Regions from separate parts of the Homo sapiens genome. Here region 1 is linked to region 2. Evidence: read pairs that join two places in POLR2A ChIA-PET (ENCODE). Cell type or tissue: CD4-positive, alpha-beta T cell. All regions are shown on one strand. Links, peaks and the distances in the headings refer to the core of each region. The heading gives the core; the rest is flanking DNA.

Region 1 (11,226 bases), core at 2,767-7,766, 150 kb before region 2:
CCTAATGTCCGTCTCTCTTCTCTGGCTCCTTCGCTCAGGGGTCTTGGCCCCTCAGGTCCAGCCGCCTCGGCAGCCCTGAGCCCCTATCTTGGTCTCCCAGCCCCAGGATATTTCCTGCAGCTCTCTGGCTCCTCTGCCTCTCAGCAGCCGCCCATGCCCAGCTTCTCAGCATCCCGCCCAGCCAGTGCCCCAGGGAGAAGAGCCTGTGCGGGAGCAGGAAGTGGGGCTCACCTCCCCAAGCTTCCCTGTGTTGTGCTGCTGGGCGGCTCTCCAGGCCTTCAAGCTGGGGCCTTCTGAACGGTGGCCGGCTCCTCGGGTCCTGGGCAGGAGTGCTTCCCCGTGAGCTCTTCCACACCAGACGCAGAGCCTGCGGAACCTGGAATGAGTCATTGAAAAGGGGAGGGGCTGAGGACACGGACTGATAACCAGCCAGGCTGGTCCAACTAGCACGGCCACAAGGACAGCTTCCAGCCACAGATGTCCCATCCAGAGATGTGCCCGACAATGACAGTCCCCCAGGGACACAAGGCCGTTTCCCTCTGCCCAGCCAAGCATCCTCTAGGACAGAAGACCTCTGCATCCTCATTCCTCTATTCCTCTATTCCTCACCACGAATCACATCTCACTCACACTGTAGTTACCCTCTCCTGTTAGATGCGAGCCCCACGAGAGCTGGGCTCAGCCGGCAGCACCGAGAGCAGGGCCTGGGCCGTGGCAGGTGCTCACGGAGAACATGCTGGATGAAAGGTGTGTCAGAGGGGGCCTTCTGCTCTGGAGCCACAGTTTAAGAGCTCCACTCTCTCCGGCTGCTGGTTGCCCCTACTCAGTGTGAGCCCAACCAAGGCCTCTCTGAGGAAGGAGGGAGGGGACAGGCTTCTGTCCCATTTGGACTCTTCAGCCTCCACATCCCATGGCCTGGCAGGATGGTGGAGTAACTACGGGTGACACAGGAGTGCCCAAGGATGGCTCCTAATGGGAGGGCATGGCAGTCTGTGGACTAAGGCATCTGTCAGAGCAGTGCTCAGAAGATGATGCTGCCAGATAGCAGAGAACTCAGAACCATTCCACGCAAAGAGGCCCCAAGCAAAAGGCTGAGAGCTGTTGGGCAACAGATCCTGAGGGGCTGACGTGGGCCTGTCTCCACGGCCAGGAGGGGCTCCCACCCCGAGCCCAGCAGGAACTCTGTGCTAGTCTGCACTAGTCCACAGTCCTGGGGCCACTGCCAGTGCCATGATGCAGCCCCCACGACACAGCCACCACCATGGCTATAGCCAGACCCTCGGGTCTGAGGCCAAGGCCAAGGCAGTGCTGTATTTCTTCCAACTCTGCCCACTCCTTTCCTGGGTGGGACGGCTGGGAAGGCTGGTTCCACAGTTCTCCCCAGGTCCCTGTGAGCCACTGGTCCCCGGCCCCTGCTCTCCTTCCAGCCCCCAGGCACCCTGAACTGTAGGGTGCAGGACACTGAGGCAATGTGGGCCTCCCAGTGGGCAGCCCCACCCAGGGTGTGGGAGGCCATGGGCCCCAAGCTCCCCTGGGGACTTCTCCCACTGCCCCACCCTCAGGAAGCCATGAGCTGTCACCTTCTCTGTAACCAAATTCTTCTCTGGGGGCCGCGACACGTGCAGAAAGCACTTCGTGTTTTCTGAGGGCACCTGTGGGGCTGAACTACATGGAGAAGCCATTTCACAGGGAAGGAGTCATACAAAAGAGGCCTTCCCACAGGGATGGCCTCCAGGACAGATGCTGCCCAAGCCTGTGGTCGGTGGAAGATGCTGTCCCTCACCCTGCCCCAGACTCCCCACCAGCCACTGAGGGGCTCCCCAGAGGGCCTGCCTGTGCTGGGCCCTTGAGCGGGGGCAGACAGAGGCTCTGCCTCCATTCTCCCTCCAAGGTCCCAGCCCTGTGAACAGGAAAGCACCCCAGGAGGAGAGCAGGCAAGGCGTCTACAAGCCTCAGCCTCCCCAGGAATCGCAGGGCTCTGGGGAGCGGCACTGGTTCTCACCTCTCACTACGTAAATGCGTCCACTCACCTTGCCAAGGCGGCTTCCTAAGCTCCTCCCCTGTGGCCCACATGGAGGGGTGGCTGCTGGTCAGGGCCACGCCCCCCACAGCGTGGAGCTGCAGCAGGGCCATGCTGGCCACCACTAGCCACCCTGCCACAGCTGCAGCTGTGGATGGGGCCTCACGCAGGAGCAGCAACAGCACCTGGGGGCTGGGGATGAGTCTAGCTTGGTGCTGATCCACCCAAATCCAGAGTGACCACATCCGAGTGGCCCTGTTGGGCCTGCTCCCCACTGTCCAAAGTCCACTGGAGTCACGGTGGAGCCATCGAGACAGGACAGTGGCTCTGCCCTTGAGAGCTCATGGGTGACGGGCTCCTGTCCTCGCTTGAGCCCATGAGGAGGTGCTGATCTTCGGAGGTGCCTGGGCCCAGGAGTGACAGCCACAGGAAGCTAGTGACATGCAACTTGCTGGGGAGGCCACTACCCAGGCTGGCGCTGTACCACTCAGCAAGCTTTTGCCATCTTGCTGTTCCCATTCATATTGTGGTCACTAAAAGAAGGAAAAGGGGAGTGTTACTCATGCCCATCAGCTCACCCAGCACCACCTATTCTGAAACTTCAGCAAACTCCTGACAGGCTGTTTTGTTTGTTCTCTGTTTATATACTCATGTAGGATGCAGCAACAGGGAACCCTGAACACCTGGAAAACTGGACAACATACTTTTGCCTTCAGTTGGTGGAAAACAGTGCAGGACAGTGATTCCAAGATAAGGGAGACAAGAGAGCACATCCTATGACTGCACCAATTACAGCCAGGAGGCGGGTTCCAGGCTGCAGCGCAGGCAGGGAAACTCAGCCGGAACCTGCAGTCTTTCTGAGTTGGGAAGACAGAGTTCAGAGCTCAGGGAGGCCAAGGCTGCTGCTATTTGCAGGGCAGAGTCCTGGGGAGGAGGCAGCTGCAGAGGCAGAGCCAGGATCTGCAGAGGGTCTCCTGGAGTCTTTAGCTGAAAACAGATCTGTGCCTGGGTGAGAAAAACTATATGAGAAGGCCCAGGAAAGACTCCTGAGGAAGTAGCAAACAAAACAATCCCCAGAGTTCACACAGGGAATATTTTGTGTTCCCACAAGCCACCGTGGAGAGATCTCCTAATTCGTGGGGTATTGGGTAGACTCCGCAGAAGGCCATCACCCTTAGTAATAGAGCTAAGTCAACTGCAGACTAAAGCAGCACTGGACCCACTGAAAAGTTCAGAAGTCTCTAAAGGATCGCTGCTTCCAAGGGACTTAACTGCATTCCAGACCCAAACCCAACATTATTCAAAGGAATTCAACAAAATTCACCAGCCAATAATTTATTTCATTTTTTGCAGAGACAGGGTCTCACTATGTTGCCCAGGCTGGTCTTGAACTCCTGAGCTCAAATGATCCACCTGCCTCAGCCTCCCAAAGTGCTGGGATTACAGGCATGAGCCACCACACCGGGCCTGGCCAACAATTTGAAATTCACAATATTCAGCATCCAATTTAAAAAATAACCGGGCCTATCAGTCAGGGTCCCACCAGGGGACAGAAACCACATGGTAGCTTAAACAAGGGAAGTTTAGCATAAGAATTATTAACTATTTACAGGGAGTTGACTAAGAGGGAACAAAAGAGAAATCCACAGAACATCCTAGAGTAAAGGGAGGTAACTAAGGGAAGGATTCAGACCTAGGAGAGGGTGTGATCAAAAGCACGCACTAGATGATGACGTCGACTGGGCTGTCCCAGGACAGAACTGAGGGCCAAGAACCACGTGCGAGGACGCTAACACAGTGAGCTGGAAGGCTGCTTGAGGAGTGCTGGAAAGCCGGGGGGTTGGTGTGGGGGTGCTGTTGAACTCACCAGAAAGCTGCCAGGCGGCTAGCTGGGGTGCTATGGGACCTGCCTGAAAGCTGCCTGAGCACCCTATATGTCCCACATACCAGCTCATGTCACAGACAGCTGTAAGCAAAGCACAAAGAACCAAGAAATGCCCTTTCCTCTCAACGCTTTCCACTGACAAAGACCAGCATGGGGCAAGGGAGAAATGTTCCAGTATCACAAGTGGCAATGAAGGGTGGATTTAGAGTTGAGACGCAATAAACTGATAACTGCTATAACAGACATGCAAGAAAGAGAGGAAAATATGACCTATAACCATACACAGTCAATAGAAACTGACCTAGAAACGACAGAGATAAAGGAACTAGCAGACAAGGACAATAGTTCGGCATATATTTAAGAAGGTAAAGGGAAACATGAGCATGATGAGAACACGGAAGATATAGAAAGATCCAAATGGAACTTCCAGAGACAGTAAAAACAAAACCTGAAATGAAAAGATGCACTGGATGGGATTAACACCAAATAAACACTGAAAGAGAAAAGATCCATGAATTTGAAGACATAGCAATTGAAACTACTCAAATAAGGCAGAGAGAAAAAATTATTGGACACTATCAAGCTGTCTAATGTGCACATAATTGGAAGTCCTAGAAGAAAAACAAAGAGGAGACAGAAATATTTGAAGAAATAAGCAAAATTTCCCAAATATGATGAAAACTGTCAATTCACACATCCAAGAAAGTCAATAAAACCCAAACAGAGGCCGGGCGTGGTGGCTCACGCCTGTAATCCCAGCACTTTGGGAGGCCGAGGCAGGCGGATCACGAGGTCAGGAGAACAAGACCATCCTGGCTAACACGGTGAAACACCGTCTCTACTAAAAAATACAAAAAATTAGCTGAGTGTGGTGGCGGGCGCCTGTAGTCCCAGCTACTCGGGAGGCTGAGGCAGGAGAATGGCGTGAACCCTGGAGGCGGAGCTTGCAGTGAGCCAAGATTGCGCCACTGTACTCCAGCCTGGGCAATGGAGCGAGACTCCGCCTCAAAAAAAAGAAAAACCCAAACAAAATAAACCTGAAGAAGACTGCACCAAGACACATCATAATCAAGTTGTAGAAAACCAGTGTTAAATTAAAAAGTCTTAAAAGCAGTTAAGCTAAAAAGCATATTATGTACTGATAAATATAGGTAAGAATGACATGATACTTCTGCTGTAAGCGGAAAGACAAAGAAGTAACATCTTTAAAGTACTGGGAAAAACACACACACACACACACACACACACACACACACACTCACAAAAACTGGTCAACTGGAATTATTTTTATCTACCAAAAATATCATTAAAAAATGAAGGCAAAGGACTTTCATTCTTCAGTGAGGCATGTCAGGAGCTTAGAAGTTGTCACTACCATCCTTACAAGAAACAACACTGAACTGGCAAACAACCCCTTTTAGCTGCATCAGAGAACTGAAGTTACAGGGCAAATGACTGCCCCCGACACAGGAGACATGTCAACAGGGTGAACTGGAGCTTACCTGAGCAGGAGCCCAGGAGTGGAAACGAGGGTAGGAAAATTTACACAGCAATTCATGAACTGCTGGAGACTCAATGTGGACTTTACCTCCATGAGCCCTACCAGACTCTCACAGTCAAGATCAGAGAAAGATCCTCTCATACTTCTGGCGGGGGAGGGGGAAAGCAGCCATGTGGACTATGTCTAGAGCTTCCTGTTCTTAACAAGGCCTGTCCTCAAAGGAAACTATTTTACAAGAGCCTAACTTAATTAGGTTTTATAAGATCCTCATCAGCCTAAGGGAAAGGTTGACCCAACTTAAGCACCCCTAAGCCTTCCACAGGCAGGAAAGAAAGGGCCTAACTCCAGCCCCCTCTCCCTTCCTGTTTCACCTAAGGAGGCAAAAACCCCAAACTGAGAAGTGCTGGTAAAAGTCACAGGCCAGGGGCACAGGCTCACAAAAAGACTGAGACCTAGTCACAGGACTTAGGACACTTCCCCTCCTTCCCACCACATAAATAGGGCTCCTATATAATAACAAGAGAATAGAACGGAAAAACCTGCATATCTCAGACTTTATTTAAGAAGTCTCTACGGAAACCCAAGGAAGGAAAAACAGACCCAGGAGGAAATTTTAGTTCTGACACCTATAGTTACAGCAAACAGCAGACAGAGCCTAACGCCTAGCCAGATAAACTAAAAAACTCACACCAAAGGCTGATTTTCCTCAGTTACTTCCTTTTCTTTTCTTTTTTTTTTGAGATGGAGTCTCATTCTGTCACCCAGGCAGGAGTGCACTGGCTCAATCTCTACTGACTGCAACCTCTGCCTCCTGGGTTCAAGCGATTCTCCTGCCTCAGCCTCCCAAGTAGCTGGGATTACAGGCGCCTGCCACCATGCCCAGCTAACTTTTGTATTTTTAGTAGAGACAGGCTTTCGCCATGTTGATCAGGCTGGTCTCGAACTCCTGACCTCAAGTGATCAGCCTGCGTTGGCCTCCCGAAGTGCTGGGATTACAGGCATGAGCCACTGTGCCTGGCCTGTTTTTTTTTCTTTTTTTCCCCAGACAGAGTCTCACTCTGTTGCCCAGGCTGGAGTACTGTGGCATGATCTTGGCTCACTGCAACCTGCACCTCCCGGGTTCAAGCAATTCTCGTGCCTCAGCCTCCTGAGTAGCTGGGATTACGGGCGTGTGCCACCATGCCCAGTTAGTTTTTCTATTTTTAGTAGAGACGGGGTCTCTACGTTGCCCAGGCTGGTCTTGAACTCCTGGGCTCAAGCGATCCTCCCCGCTCAGCCTCCCAAAGTGTTGGGATTACAGGCGTGAGCCACCATGCCCGGCCTCCTCAGTTCCTTTTAACAAGTACATCAAGTCCGGTTTTCAACAAAAAAATTACAAGGCATACTACGATTAAAAAGCAGACTTTGAAGAGATATAGCAAGCATCAAACCCAGACTCAGAAATAGCAGAGATGTTAGAATTATCACAGCTAACAACTCTGATTTAAAACAACTATGATTAATATGCTAAGGGCTCTAATGGAAAAAGTAGATGATATGCTAAAACAGATGGGTAATTTCAGCAGAGATAAAGACTCAAAGAATCAAAAGGAAATGCTAGAAACAAAAAAAACTAAGAAAAGTGAAGAATGCCTTTGATGGATTCATCGATTAGATACAGTCAAAGGAAAGAATCAATGAGCTTGAAAAAAAATGTCAGTAGCAACTTCCCAAACTGAAACTCAGAGAGAAAAGAATGAACAAGATGGAACAGAATATCCAAGAACTGTGGGACAATTAGAAAGGCATAAATATGCATAATGGGAATCCAGAAGATGATGACAGGCAGAAATGAGCAGAAAAAGTATCTGAAACAATAATGAACTGAGAATTTTCCAAAACTGATGACAGATGCCAAACACAGTTCTGGGGAGCTCACAGAATACCAGGTAGGATAAATAGCAAAAAACAAAAACAGAACAAAACTACATGTAAGCATACAATAAACTACAGAAAATCAAAGACAAAGAGAAAATCTTGAGAGAAGCCACAGGGAAATAAATTCCTTTCCTATAAAGGAGTAAGGATAAGAATTACATCACACTTCTTTGAGAAATTATTCAAGGGAAAACAGTAGAGGGAATATTTATAGTGTTGTAAGGAAAAAAAAAAAACCCTATTAACCTAAAAATCTGTATCCAGTAAAATTACCCTTCAAAAGAGAAGAGACTTTCTCAGAAGAATAAAAATTAACAGAATCTGTCATCAGTAGACCTGCCTTGCAAAAAATATTAAGAAGTGTTTGAGAAAGAAGGAAAATAATACAGGTCAGAAATAAAGACCTATAAAGGAAGAGCATTAGAGAATAAATAAGTGAAGGCAAAATATTTTACTTTTCTTACTTTTTTTTTTTTTTTTTTTTTTTGAGACAGAGTCTGGCTCTGTCACCCAGGCTGGGGTGCAATGGTGCGATCTTGGCTCACTGCAACCTCTGCCTCCCAGGTTCAAGCAATTCTCCTGCCTCAGCCTCCTGAGTAGCTGGGATTATAGGCACACGCCACCACGCACAGCTAATTTTTTTATTTTTAGTAGAGATGGGGTTTCACCATGTTGGCCAGGCTGGTCTTGAACTCCTGACCTCAAGCGATCCATCTGCCTCAGCCTCCCAAAGTGCTGGGATTACAGGCAAAAGCCACCACGCCCGGTCTACTTTTCTTATTTTTAACTTATTTTTAACAGTTTGTTCAAGGTAATAACAGCAACAGCTAGGCATGGTGGTGCATGCCTCTAGACCCAGTTACTCAAGAGGCTGAGGCAGGATAGCTTTAGTCCAGGAGTTCTGGGCTATTTGGACTGAGTGTCTGCACTAAGTTTGGCATCAAAATGGTGACCTCCCCTCCTTAAGGACCACCAGGTTGCCTAAGGAGGGGTGAATAAGCCCAGGTCAGAAATGAAGCAGGTCAAAACTCCTGTACTGATCAGTCATGGGATTGCACTTGTGAATAGCCACTGCACTCTAGCCTGGGCCACATAGTAACACTCTGACTCTATTATTAATATTTTTAAAAGCTGGGTACAATGGCTCACACCTGTTAATCCCAACACTTTGGGAGGCTGAGGCGGGAGGACTTCTTAAGACCAGGAGTTCAAGATCAGCCTGGGCAACATAGCGAGACCCTGTCTCTACTAGAAATTAAAAAAAAAAATTATCTAGGCATGGTGGTGCACACCTGTCGTCTCAGCTACTTGAGGGGCTGAAGCAGGAGGATCATTTGAGCCCTGGAGTTCAAGGGTGTGGTGTGCTATGATCGCACCACTATATTCCAGCCTGGACGACAGACCAAGACCCTGTCTCGGCCAGGCACAGTGGCTCATGCCTGTAATCCCAGCACTTTGGGAGGCCGAGGTGGGCAGATCACGAGGTCAGGAGTTCGAGACCAGCCTGGCTAATACAGTGAAACCCCATCTCTACTAAAACTACAAAAAATGAGCCGGGCATGGTGGCGGGCACCTGTAGTCCCAGCTACTCAGGAGGCTGAGGCAGGAGAATGGTGCAAACCTGGGAGGTGGAGCTTCCAGTGAGCCCAGATTGCGCCACTGCACTCCAGCCTGGGTGACAGAGCGAAACTCTGTCTCAAAAAACAAACAAACAAACAAAAAAACCCTGTCTCGACAACAAAAACAAAAACAAACCCGCAACAATGTATTCAATGATTGGGTCAATAATCATCCTTACTGTCCCTTATGATATTGCTGTCAATAATTTCACTTATGGCCAGGTGCGGTGGTTCACGCCTGTAATCCCAGCACTTTGGGAGGCCGAGACGGGCGGATCACGAGGTCAGGAGATCGAGACCATCCTGGCCAACATGGTGAAACCCCGCCTCTACTAAAAATACAAAAAAACTTAGCCAGGCGTGGTGGTGGGCACCTGTAGCCCCAGCTACTTGGGAGGCTGAGGTAGGAGAATGGTGTGAATCCGGAATCCAGAGCTTGCAGTGAGCCGAGATCGAGCCACCGCACTTCAGCCTGGGCGACAGAGCGAGACTCGGTCTTAAAAAAATAATAATAAAAATAATAATTTCGCTTTTGAATAAGTGAAATTAATGACAGCAATATCATAAGGGACAGTAAGGATGAACTGAGAATACTCTGTTAGAGGGAACTTGTACAACCCATGAAGTGGTATAGCATCAGGTGAAAGTGGAATTGGATTAGTTGTAACTGTAAATACCAAACTCAAGGGCAAAGACTTTTTTTTTTTTTTTTCTCTTGAGATGGAGTCTCGCTCTTGTCAACCAGGCTAGAGTGCAATGGCGCCATCTCGGCTCACTGCAACCTCCACCTCTCGGGTTCAAGCCATTCTCCTGCCTCAGCCTCCCGAGTAGCTGGGATTACAGGCGTCCACCACCACGCCCGGCTAATTTTTTGTATTTTTAGTAGAGATGGGGTTTCACCATGTTAGCAAGGCTGGTCTCAAACTCCTGACCTCAGGTGATCCACCCACCTTGGCCTCCCAAAGTGCTGGGATTACAGGCATGGGCCACTGCGCCCAGCCAAGACTTTTTAAAAGTATATAATAAGAAGCATAATTGGCATGCTAAGAGAGGAAAAAATGTAATCATATAAAATGTTCAATTAAAGCCAGAGAAAGCAGAAAAAGAGTGGAAGACCAAAATAAAAAGAAAAGGGAAGAATAAAAGCAACAGAAAACAGTAATAAATATGGCAGATATTAATCTAACTGTACCAATAATCACTTTAAATGTCAATGTTCTAAATACATCAAATAAGTAATAGAGAATGTCAGAATATATTCAAAAATAAGACCCAAGCATGTGTTGGGTCAAAAATGAACAGAAATAAAGACTTTCTCAGAAGAACAAAAATTAAGGGAATTTGTCATCAGTAAATCCACCTTGCAAAAAATGTTAAAAGAAGACCCAGGAAACTCACTTTAAATATAAAAACATAGGTAGATTACAATTAAAGAGATGAGGCTGGGCACAGTTGCTCACTCCTGTAATACCAGCACTTTGGGAGTCTGAGGCGGGCGGATCACCTGAGGTCAGGATTTCAAGACCAGCCTGGACAACATGGTAAAACCCCGTCTTTACTAAAAATACAAAAATTACCCAGGCATGGTGGCAGATGCCTGTAATCTCAGCTACTTAGGAGGCTGAGGCAGGAGAATTGCTTGAACCCAGGAGTTGGAGGTTGCAGGGAGCTGAGATCAAGCTACTGCACTCCAGCCTGGGCAACAAGAGTGAAACTCTCGTCTTTAAAAAAAAAAAAAAGAGAGAAAAAATTAAAGAGATGGAAAAAGACATAGCAGGAATCAAAAAGAAAGTCCCAGTGGCTATACTAATTTCAGGCAGAGCAGACTTCAGAGCAAGGAAAATTATCAGGGATAGAAAAAGGACATTACAAAATTATAAAGGAGTATTTCTCTAAGATGAGGTAACAAACCTTATGTGTATACGCCTAACAACAGAGCATCAAAATCCTCAAAGCAAAAACTAAGAACTGCAAGGAAAAGCAGATGAATTCACTATTATAGTTGGAAACTTCAACATCAATCTATCAAAGTGGACAGATCCAGCAGGCAGAAAATCAGTAAGGACATAATGAACTCAACAGCACCATCAAGCAACCAGACAGAATTGACATCTATAGAGCACTTCATCCAACAGCAGCAGGATACACATTCCTCTAAAGCTCACATGGAACATTCACCAAGATAGATCACATTCGGGTCCATAAAACACGCCTTAGCAGACTAATGCATTTAAACAATTATGAGTTTATGTTTTGGGACACACAGTATATAATAATGTAATTT
Region 2 (11,226 bases), core at 2,747-7,746:
TGTAAGTTTCCTGAGGCCTCCCAGACACCTGGAACGCTGAATCAATTAAACCTCTTTTGTTTATAAATAACCCAGTCTCAGGAAGCAGTGTCAAGACGGACTAACACACTTGTTCTATTCCACCAGGTCTCCATCCTATGGGAAGAAGACGGGAGCACCTGGGTTTGCCTCAGTGACCTTCCCGTCTGGTCACTCCAGCCGGTGCAGCCCGGGTCAGGCTAGGGCTCAGCGCCACCCCTGCTTTGGGCTCCTGCCAGGTCGCATGTGACGTGCCCAGGACAGCCAGGCTCCTTCCCTTCTCCTGTACCCACCCTGGACAGTTCTTGTGTCCCTGGGACAGCAGATCCTGGAGACTTCAGTCCTTGGGTGGTTTTATGGGTTGTTCTAAGTATGCAGGCATGGCCCGGGGTGGGGGACACCCAAGGCTGTAGCGGTCCCCAGGAGGGGGAGCTCTGAGAGAGCAGGTGTTTACATGCTGCACCCAAGAGCAGCTGTGATGGGGCAGGTGTGGGTGGGATGCAGCGGGCCTGAGGTCCACTGATGAGTCACATGGGGTGGCGGAGGGGCAGCTGCCTTCTCTCTCTCCCACAACACTCATTCCCCAGAGACGCAGAGGCCAGGTGGATCCAAGAGACCACTTAAAGACTGACATTAGGGAGGCTGCTGAGTAAACATGGAAGGACGCCTGCACCAGCCACCAGCTGCGGACGCTGGGCATAACTGAGGCCGCACAGAGGCCAGCAATACAAAGTCCTTGGAGCTTGGAGACCGTTAGGGGCCTAATCCACTTTTTTTCCCCTTTTCTTTTTTTTGAGACAGTGTCTCACTGTCTCCCAGCCTGGAGTGCAGTAGCATGATCTTAACTCACTGCAGCCTTGAACTCCTGGCCTCAAGTGATCTTCCTGCCTCAGCCTCCTGAGTAGCTGGAACCAAAGGCAGTTGCCACCATGTCCAGCTAATTACAAACTTTTTTTTGGTAGAGAAAGGGTCTTGCTATGTTGCCCCTGGTCTCCAACTCCCAGCCTCAAGCAATGCTCCCGCCTCCACCTCCTAAAGTGCTGGGATTATAGGTGAGGCTCCACGCTGGGCCCTATGTTTAACAATCATAGCTCACTGCAGCCTTGAGCTCCTGAGCCAAGTGACCCTACCATCTCAGCCTCCTGAGTAGCAGAGACTACAGGCGTGGGCCACCACCATGCCCAGCTTTTTTTTTTTTTTTTTTTTTTTTTTTTTTTTTTTGAGACGGAGTCTTGCTCTGTCGCCCAGGCAGGAGTGCAGTGGCATGATCTCGGCTCACTGCAACCTCCGCCTCCTGGGTTCACCATTGTCCTGCCTCAGCCTCCTGAGTAGCTGGGACTACAGGCGCCCGCCACCACGCCCGGCTAATTTTTTGTATTTTTAATAGAGATGGGGTTTCACCGTGTTAGGCAGAATGGTCTCGATCTCCTGACCTCGTGATCTGCCCTCCTCGGCCTCCCAAAGTGTTGGGATTACCAGTGTGAGCCACCGCGCCTGGCCGATTTTCTATTTTTTTAAGAGATGAGGGTCTCACTATGTTTCCCAGGCTGGTCTTGAACCCCTGAGCTTAAGAGATCCTCCCACCTTGGCCTCCTGAAGTACTGGGATTACAGGCATCAGCCACCGCACCTGGACTCCACTCACTTCTGAACAAAGAGTGGAGGCTCAGAGAGGAGCACAGGTTGCCCCAGGCTCCAGATTTTGGGTGGGTGGGGGGGGGGGTCCCAGGCTATGGTCAGTGGCCCTTCTGCTACCCCGGATGAGCCACGTGTCTTCGTGTTCTGGCCCCTGTGTAGCCCCCTCCCCTTGAATTGGGACAGGCTCCAGATCCTGCTTTACCAGTAGAATGTGGCAGAAGTGGCGGGGTGTCACTTCTGGGCAGTAAGGAAGCCTGGCAGCTTCCCAGGAGGTCAGTGGCCCCGTAAGGAGTCTACCCTGGGACTGTGGTATGGTGCAAAACCAGCCTAGCCTGAGGAAGCCATGGAAGGAAGGAGCCAAGCCCATGGCCACTGCTGAGCTCACTGTGGGCAGCCCTGTGGGTAGGGCCATCTTTCACACAGGTCCTCCAGCCCCGCCAGCCTGCCTGGCTAATACCACATGGAGTCCCTGCTGACTCCTGTCCCAGCTGGAATTGGAAGCAAACAGAATGGCCCCTGCTTAGGCTGTGAAGCTTTAAGACAGTCTGTTACTCCGGCAGGCACGGTGGCTCATGCCTGTAATCCCAGCACTTTGGGAGGCCGAGGTGGGCAGATCACGAGGTCAGGAGATCGAGACCATCCTGGCTAACACGGTGAAACCCCATCTCTACTAAAAATACAAAAAAAATTAGCCAGGCATGGTGGCGGGCCCCTGTAGTCCCAGCTACTCCAGAGGCTGAGGCGGGAGAATGGTGTGAACCCGGGAGGCGGAGCTTGCAGTGAGCCGAGATCACGCCACTGGACGCCAGTTTGGGGGAGAGAGCAGGTTCCGTTTCAAAAAAAAAAAAAAAAAAAAAAAAAAAAAAAAAGACAGTCTGTAACTCAGCCACAGACAGCTGTAGCCAGGATCTTACCCGAGAGGACATCTGCTGCAGCCACATGCTGGCCCCAAAGAAAACTGGCCCTAAATTGGCCTCTAGACAGTCCCTCCCGCAAAACCTCCCAAAGCCTTTTTGAGAAGCACTCCAACAGACTGAGAGGCAAAAAAGCCACAATCATGGCACGCTGGGGTGGGAGTCGATGTGGAGAAAGCAGCACTTGGCCTGAGCAAGCGGACGCTCATGAAAATACACATTGACCTCAGCCGGACGCGGTGGCTCATGCCTGTAATCCCAGCACTTTGGGAGGCCGAGGCGGGCGGATCACGCGGTCAGGAGATCGAGACCATCCTGGCTAACATGGTGAAACCCCGTCTCTACTAAAAATACAAAAAAATAGCCGGGCATGGTGGCAGGCGCCTGTTGTACCAGCTACTCGGGAGGCTGAGACAGGAGAATGGCGTGAACCCGGGAGGCCAAGCTGGCAGTGAGCCAAGATCTCACTCTGTTACCCAGGCTGGAGTGCAAACAGAATGAGATTCCATCTCAAAAAAAAAAAAAAAAAAGAAAATACACTGACCATCCCTGGGCACGCCCCTTACCCCGTGAGTCCCTGAACGCCGGTGGGCTAGGAATGGAAGACCAGGAGTCTGTCTCCGTCCTGAAAGTATGAAGGACCCCTACCCTATAGGAGATCCTTGGGTGGTGTGTGCAGGGAGCGGGGAGACCCAAGGCTGCCTCGGGCTCCACCCCTGAGCAGGCCTGGGGCAGAGCCAGCTCCGTTCAGGGCTGGCCTCCGTGCTATGTCCAGGTGCATCCTGTGTGTGTCCTACCTCTCCCTGGGTCCCACACTCCCTTTCTGCCCCCCAGTGGAGCACGAGCGTTTGTGTCCCAGCTCTGCGGTCCGGTGGGGCTATGGTGAGAGGCCTGGAGCAGTGGCAGTCCTGCCTGGCCTCACTGAAGCAGGGCCTGAGGAGCCGCAGCCCCACCTGGGCAAGTTACTAACTGGTCACACGATTGACCAAGGGCCCCAAAGAGTTACCCTCTTAACCGCAAGCTGACTCATCAGCAAAGGTGCAACTGTCCTTGCTGGAGTAACCAAGACTGTGTCTCCCCAGCAGACGCTCCCGTGGGCAAGCTCAGCGGGTTAATCTGGTTTCACTCACCCCATGGCTTTGGACATGGGTCCAGCGCGCCCAGCTGCCTGGCCTCCCAGGGCACCAGCGTCCACCCCTACTCCATCTTGCAGATGCTTCAGACCCTCTCCTGGGAGGACCCTCGGCAAGTTGCATGTCTCCCGGCCACTGGATGAGGTCAAAGGCACAGGAATGGTGTAACAGAGCAGCCACGCAGGCTTCAGAGTGGCCCAGGCCTGGGCCCAACACTCACAAACTGTGGCTCCTTGGTAACTCCCAGCCCCCGAGCCAGTTCTCCTCATCTCTAAGAGGAACAATATCATCCCTTGAGGGTGACCAGAAGTTTCCATGAGAGGCTGACGGAAGCACCAGGTCTGTGCTGGGTGGGCACGCACCTCAGGCTCCACAGCAGGGTGCACCAAATCACCCTTGGAGCCGCCTGCCTGGACTGGGCCCCAGCTCAAGGCCTACAGCCAGGGAGATGCCCAGACAGGGCAGCTGCTGGGGACCTTCCAGTGAAAAAAGGACCTAATGTGCTTCTCAACTCTAGAACCTCTTCCCCAGTTTCACATTCTTTTTCTGGAGTCTCGCTCTGTCACCAGGCTGGAGTGCAATGGCGCCATCTCAGCTCACTGTAACCTCCGCCTCCTGGGTTCAAGCTCTCCTGCCTCAGGCTCCCGAGTAGCTGGGGCTACACGTGCACACCACCACGCCCGGCTAATTTTTGTATTTTAGTAGAGATGAGGTTTCACCATGTTGGCCAGGCTGGTCTCGATCTGACCTCGTGATCCGCCCACTTCGGCCTCCCAAAGTGCTAGAATTACAGGCGTGAGCCACCGTGCCTGGCCAAAGGTCCTCATTCTCTGACAGGGTTAATCACACAAAACCACTGTCCCCTTTATCTGGAAGCCATCCTTGGGCCTTGCCAGTGACAAGTAGCTCGAGGCCAACTTCAGCTACAGGGTGAGGCCCGAGGTGCAGCCAGGCGGGTGCGGGAAACAGGATGTGACGAACTCCAATGAAAGTCTATTTATTTGCTCGTAATGAGACAGAACGCTACAATCTGTTCAACACTGGGCTGGACACTGCAGTGATCAGGGGCAGGTGTGGGGCAGGGTGGGGCCTCTGAGCCCGAGGACAAATGTCCATGGCAGAGCCTTCCAGAAGACTCGTCCCTTACCCTGTGGGGCAGAAATAGAAATCACATGATCGCCACTGATTCGCAGTGGAGAGGGCGCTGAGCTGGGCCCGGCAGGCAGGCAGCCTCAGCAGAGATTCAGGCAGTCAGCATGGTGCGGCCCTCCCGCCAGCACTGTCAGGTCAGCAGAGGTTCAAGCAGTCAGCATGGCGCGGCCCTCCTGCCAGCACCGTCAAGGAGGGGGATGCTGCTCCTGCCTGGTGCCTGCCTTCATTCTGAGGGCCCCTGGCCCCAGCTGAGTTCAAGAGGGGACCTGGGGCTGCCCCAGCACCCTGAGAGCCCGTGGCTGGGCAGCTCTGGAGGCGGAAGGACACAGGTCCCTGAGGCCCCGTCTGCCCAGGGTTGTTCCTCCCTCTCCCTCCTCCTCAGGCTGGGGCAGGGTGGCGCCGCTAGGACCCTCTGCCATGGCTTTGTGACACTGCAGCTATGCTGGGCGGGACTCCGCCCCCCACCCCACCCCTGCATCGGAGGGCAGGGCAGGCAGCAAGCAGCATTTGGAATGCAGGGTGGAGAGGATGCTAGAAGTATGTGATGCACCTGCGGCACTGACAGCATCTCTGCCCTCAGAGGCTGAGGGCCCACAAGGCACAGGACTGCCCCCTGCCCACAAGGCCAGGCCCTACAAGACAGATGGCAGCCTTGAGGCCTAATGTCGAGCTCAGCTTCCTCCTGTCTGCATGTGGCCAGGCCTTGGAGCAGCAGCTTGTGGCAGCATGAGGGAGGGCGGGGAGGACCCAAGGAGTCTCGGCGATGCCTGTCCTCAGCAGGTCAGCTGAATGGAGCATGCCAAGGTCCGACGGGCAGTGTGACCTCCCAGGGCACTGGTAACTGCACGGAAGGTGCTGAGGAGTAGGAACCGTCCTGATGCGTGACCGCCTGTGCCAGGGGGCTGAGCCTCAGAGCTCTGTGCTTGCGAGGAAAGCCTCCCCCAGGCTGCCCACCCCTCATCAGCCCCTCATGGAGGAGTGGGGGCCACTCCTCACCCCCCAGGCTTCTTTGGGCTGGTTCTGGAAGGGGACGGGCCATTCCCTTTATTGCGCCCCCTTGTTCCGAGGCTCCTGTGCCTTTACGGTCAAGTGTGTCCATAATACTTGCGTTCCTCCCTTGCAGGAGAAAGTCCCCTCCAGCTTTCCAGGAAGGAGCTGCAAGAACAGGCAGCGGAGTGGGAGAGGCCCAGTGAGGGCAGGCCCCTCCCAGTGAATGCAGCCACACTGGGTCAGCCCTGGGGACGGTGCATGCGCAGGGGGGCAGGGCCAGGGCAGCAGGCAGAGGTTTCCAGAAGCAGGGAGGGGAGCTGAAGAGCCTGTGGGAAAGAGAAGAGCAGGGCAGGGTGAAGGCCCGGCGGAGACACTCTGCCCACCCCACACCCTGCCTATGGGCCACACAGCTGGGCCTGGGTGCTCCAGGAGCATGAGCCCTTCTCCAGGCCATGGTGTCTGCCTGCAGCCACTAGGCGCCTCTCGGTCCCCACACAAATAAAGGCACTGATGGATCCAAAGTCGGGTGCACAGCCCAGTTGCCATGGAGCCTGCTGTGTTAGCTTGGCACAAGTCACCAAACCTCTGGGCTGTGCTGGTGCATAAGGTGGTGGACTCTGCAGTCCCCACGGCCCCTTCCGGCTCTGCCGTTCTCTGTGCCCATCCAGGGCCTTCCACTTTTGTGGCTGGAGGCACCAAGCTCCCATACCTTTGTGTCTGCTGTGGCGTACCTGCCACGGATGGGCATGCTCTGCGCATGCCCACGATGTTCTGTTCCCGAGCCCGTGTAGCACCGGGCCTGCAGCTGGGGCAGGCCGACGAGCCCAGTTAGATGGCTGGCAGCTCCTTGCAGAAAACAGAAGGGGTCAGATGGACAGGAAGGCGGGCTCTGCGGGCGGCCGAAGGGTGGGGCCTGGTGGCGGCTGCCCAGCCGACATCACATGGTCCGGCTGTACTCGATGCCACTCTTGGAAGAGATGCCCGACCATGGCAGGAAGCTGCAGAGCAGGCTGTGGGCCTGGCGGTAGACTCTGTGCGGAATGGAGCAGGGGCTCAGGCTGGCTAGTGCAGAGCCCAGGTGCTGGATGTAGTCCGTGGGGCTCTGTTAAGGAAGATTCCGACTTGCCCTGACCACGCTCGCCAGGGCACAGTCATCAGGGGCCCGCGCAGTGGCCTGTGGGACTGTGTGCAGATGGCAAGCCAGGCTTCGGAGGCTGAGAGCCCGCTAAGCCTCTGCAGAGCTGGAAAGGCTCATGAGACGAAGTGGCCTCTGCTGTGCAAAACAACAGAGGGTGGGGTCTGGGGACAGAAGGGCCTTCTGAGTGAGGCAGCAGGCATGTGGACACCACACCCAGGGATGCACGGGGGGTGGGGAAGGGGCCTGGCAGAAGGGCAGGTGCTTCTGGTTCTCCCTAGATTCTCAACCTTTGTGGCAGCAAGAGGGACAGAGCCCTGTCCATATGACAAGGAGGGGGTCAACAGTGCTGACCCCCTGGATGCCTGTCTTCACATAAGCTAGACGGCCTGTGGAGTGTGGGGTCACCCCTCTCTTTCCTGCTTATTATTCTATGTAATGAATAAATCCTAGACTCATGAATTTGAAAACACACACACACACGCACAGCATTTTTTTGGGCCACATTCTGACTATTATAAAGTTTCCTGGCTTCCCTCTGACCTGTCAGGGGCCAGTGAAAGTTAAGGAGGAAGAAGCAGGGAAGGGCATACCTTTGGGTCATGCATCCTATAAGGAAGGTTTGAACCCAAGTATTCAAAAAAAGTAAAAATCTCTTCTCTCCGCACTTGTTTCCCCTCTGCTAGCACAGGCTCTGGGAGGACAGGGGATCCTGTCCGTTTTGTGCACTGCTGATCCCCAGTGCAAGTGGAGCAGGAGGCTCTCCAGCTGGGTGCAGGGCTCATGCCTATAATCCCAGTAATTTGGGAGGCTGCGGCAGGCGGATCATTTGAGCTTAGGAGTTCGAGACCAGCCTGGGCAACATGGTAATATGTGCAACTCGATTTACCCAAATGTGTGTCAGGTTTACCCACAACACGATCAGGTAAGGGAGAGAAGCATCCATAAGCTTGGCCACCTGAACATCATCTGAGGGGGACCACAGCTCCAACTTGCTCACTGGCTCTGCCACCTTATGGACAGGAAGCCACAGTCCCTCTCCCCCAGAAGTTAAGGATATAAAATCGTCCAGGGAGGGTGGCCGCCGTTGATGTAGAGGACATAGGTGAAGCCATCTTTGAGGACCCCTCGAATGGAGTAGTAATAGGGGAGATAGTGGTGCTGCTTGAAGTCTCTGTTTTCATAGAAGTTTATTGCTGTGTTGTTGGTGGTGAGGACATGCAGGTAAATGGCTTTGCAGTGGTCCTGGGCGGTGGTTGATATGTGATCCTTTAAACTTTCAAGTAAGAGGGAACCTTGGGGAGAAGAGGTAAAGGTAATGCAGGCAGAGCAGTTAGGAAGGAAGGATGACTGGGCTAGGATGGGGGCTTTGCATGAGTCTCTCGGAGATGTCTCGGCCCACCGTATCAGAGACCAGCCTTTCTTCACCACCACTGTCAAAGTCCCTAAAATCTCATGGCCAGATGGAGCCTGGTAGCTACAGACTGCTGGGAGGGACTGCAGAGGTGGCCTGGTAGCGCCCTCCCATGGGCTGGGCCCGCATGGAGACTCCCTTTCAGACAACAAACAGGGTAAATGTGAGCCCAGGAAAACATGGACTAGATGGGCCTGGGTTTAAAATTAATTAAGACTCTGCCGCTCACTGGCCGTGTGGCCGAGTGGGGTGGGACATCGGAGAAACGGTGAGTGTTGCTTCCTCGTGCGTGTTCACGCTTTCTACTCTGAATCGTGAGCAGTGAATACACGAGTTGTGCGTGTGGCGGCAGCAGAAGTGAGAGGTGCCAGTTTCCTCAGCTCCATCCTGGGGGCTGAGCGAGGCTGCAGCAGAAAGGCCTGGGGGCATGTGGAAAGAGGATGGCTGAAGGTGGTGGGTGTGCTGGCAGGGGAGGGATGATGAAGGTCTGGCCCAAGACGGGAACGAGGATGGAAGATGAGACTGAGGGATGTTCACGAGCCAGAGTTGTTGGGGCCAGGGAAGAGACTGGGTGCAGATGGGATGGGGGTGGGGTAGGGCAAGGGGGTGGGGTGGGCGCCAAGCCGCGGGCCCGGCTGCCCTTACCTATGCCGTGCTTCCTGAACTCTTTCACGACGCCCAGACTTAGGATGTACGCGACTTGTGTGTCAACAGAGAAGTTGGATGCTAGAATATCTCCATCCTAGAGGAAGAGTCAGAGAGAAAGTCAGGCTCACACGTCTGGTGCACGGCTCACTGCACAGCCCGGCCCAGGCGGGCTCCGCACCGACTTCCCACGACAGCCAGAGGGACACCGACTGGGAGGGGCAGAATCAAGAGGTACTGGAGAGGGGCCCCCACTCCCCAAGGAAATGAGAGCGTTTATGCCCTTCTGGTGAAAAACAGCTGAAAAGAAGAACACACACAAAAGGAGCTTCTCCTAGGGGTGTGTGGGAGGCCTAGCCAAGGACGGGAATGAGGCTCTGATGCCAGCACAAGGTAAAGTTATGGCATGAAGGCAGCAACTACACAGCACCACGCGGGCCTCATGGGAATGCACGCATGTCACCTGGTAGGCCTGGATGCAGGACAGTGGACAAATGCAAAGTTTTAGAGGTTCAGTTAAAGAATCGCACGCTGCCCCAGGTGATCTTGGAGGAGTGAGACTTGGGCGGCCGTCCAACCCCTTCTGCTGCCCCCACAGGCAGAGGACACCGCCACACCTGCGTAAAGCCACCCACCATCTCTTGGTTCTAGAGATGGAATTCCGGGTGGGAGTCATGAATCTGATCAGCATGAGGCTCTTATCATCTTCCAACTCGTAAAGAACAAGAAGGCCTTTCTGCTCCCACGTGCTGGGCTGGGGTCAGCCTGTCCAGGCTCCCTGCTCTCCCAGCCCTCTTCAAGCCACAGTTCACCCAGATATGTCAGTCCAGGGAGGAAGGCGTCCTTATCACTCTTGTTACTCCAGGCCTGCAGGAAGGGTGTCTGTTCCCCAGCTGACATCTCTTAACAGGGTCTACTTTGCCCTGACCTTGAACTCACTAAGCCTGAGAGGAAGGGGCCAGATGAATGAGTGCCAGCGTGCAGGCCAGAGGGCCCTCTACTGAGAGCCGGGAACATGAGCCAAAGGGTCCCCATGTCGGCCTCGAGGGAACACAAACACATTCCAGAGGAGGAAGAGACCCAGCCGCCACCTGGGGGCAGGCACACAGTCACCAGGGGGCACTCAGGAAAGCCACCCGGAGGGGGATGGGGTTCAGGGGAATGAGTCATTGGGGGAAGGGGGGGACCACGTGTCCCATTAACAAGAGAGATCAGGCTGGGCACGGTGGCTCACACCTGTAATCCTAGCACTCCCGCGAGGCAGGCGGATCACTTGAGGCCAGGGATTCCAGATCAGCATGGCCAACATGGTGAAACCCCATCTCCACTAAAAATACAAAAATTAGCTTGGTGTGGTGGCGCACGTCTAAAATCCTACTTGAGAGGCGGAGGTTGCAGTGAGCCGGGATCAGGATCGCATCACTGCACTCCACCCTGGGTGATAGTGAGACTCCGTTTCAATAAAAAAAAAAGAGGAGAGAAAAGAATGTTGACACTTGCTTTCTGCTACATCTTAGCTCTTAAAAATCAAAGAAAAAAGCTCAGGAGGAAGCTAGGGCAGAAAAAGTGACTCAGGAGAAAAAAGCTGTGCCAGACAGAGTATGACCACAGGCAAAACAGGGTAGATGCCAGTGGATTCGGGTCCTTAAAGGGAGAGACAGGCCTTCTTGCACTTTTATTTACTTATTTATAGACAGAGTCTCACTCTGTCACCCAGGCTGGAGTGCAAAAGTGCAATCTCCGCTCACTGCAACCTCCACTGCCTCCTGGGTTCAAGTGATTCTTGTGCCTCAGCCTCCTGAGTAGCTGGGATTAAAGGCAAGCGCCATCATGCCTGGCTAATTTATTTTTTACTTTTAGTAGAGACAAGGTTTCACGATGTTGGCCAGGCTGGTCTCGAACTCCTGACCTCGTGATCTGCCCAAAATGCCGGGGTTATAGGTGTGAGCCACTGTGCCCAGGCCTTCTCTAACTTTTCTTCTTCTTCTTTTTTTTTTTTTTTAGACGAAGTCTTGCTTTTGTCCCTCGGGCTGGAGTGCAATGGCACGATCTCGGCTCACTGCAACCTCTGCCTCGTGGGTTCAAGCGATTCTCCTGCCTCAGCCTCCCAAATAGCTGGGATTATAGGCGCCTGCCACCACGCCCGGCTAATTTTTGTATTTTTAGTAGAGATGGGGTTTCACCATGT

The links. ChIA-PET counts read pairs that join two places held together with the same protein. Peaks named below come from ENCODE experiments on the same cell type or tissue, not always from the same donor. Only the 100,000 strongest peaks of a DNase experiment are listed, where the experiment ranks them.
Region 1: POLR2A ChIA-PET joins it to region 2 with 6 read pairs; 2 of 35 experiments call an interaction of 5 or more read pairs at or near these places.

What each region holds. Positions count from the first base shown.
Region 1 is chr16:3,632,042-3,643,267 of GRCh38, reverse strand. It overlaps a transcript of DNASE1 not described here. Among named protein-coding and RNA genes, the nearest start is that of DNASE1, 17 kb to the left of the region's middle. RefSeq lists enhancers at 140-998, 999-1,856, 1,857-2,716, 5,609-5,658. In CD4-positive, alpha-beta T cell, for the core only: no CTCF peak of the experiment used is centred there; a DNase peak (open chromatin) is centred at 5,557; H3K27ac peaks cover 1,102 bases.
Region 2 is chr16:3,480,411-3,491,636 of GRCh38, reverse strand. NAA60 (N-alpha-acetyltransferase 60, NatF catalytic subunit) reads right to left here. Exons shown (of 8, transcript NM_001083601.3): 5 at 9,039-9,135; 6 at 8,040-8,274; 7 at 6,576-6,938; 8 at 4,684-6,170. The coding sequence ends at 6,782. It overlaps MIR6126 (microRNA 6126), which reads left to right and starts at 6,168; the gene lies at 6,168-6,256. RefSeq lists enhancers at 3,254-3,548, 10,895-11,064. In CD4-positive, alpha-beta T cell, for the core only: no CTCF peak of the experiment used is centred there; a DNase peak (open chromatin) is centred at 5,487.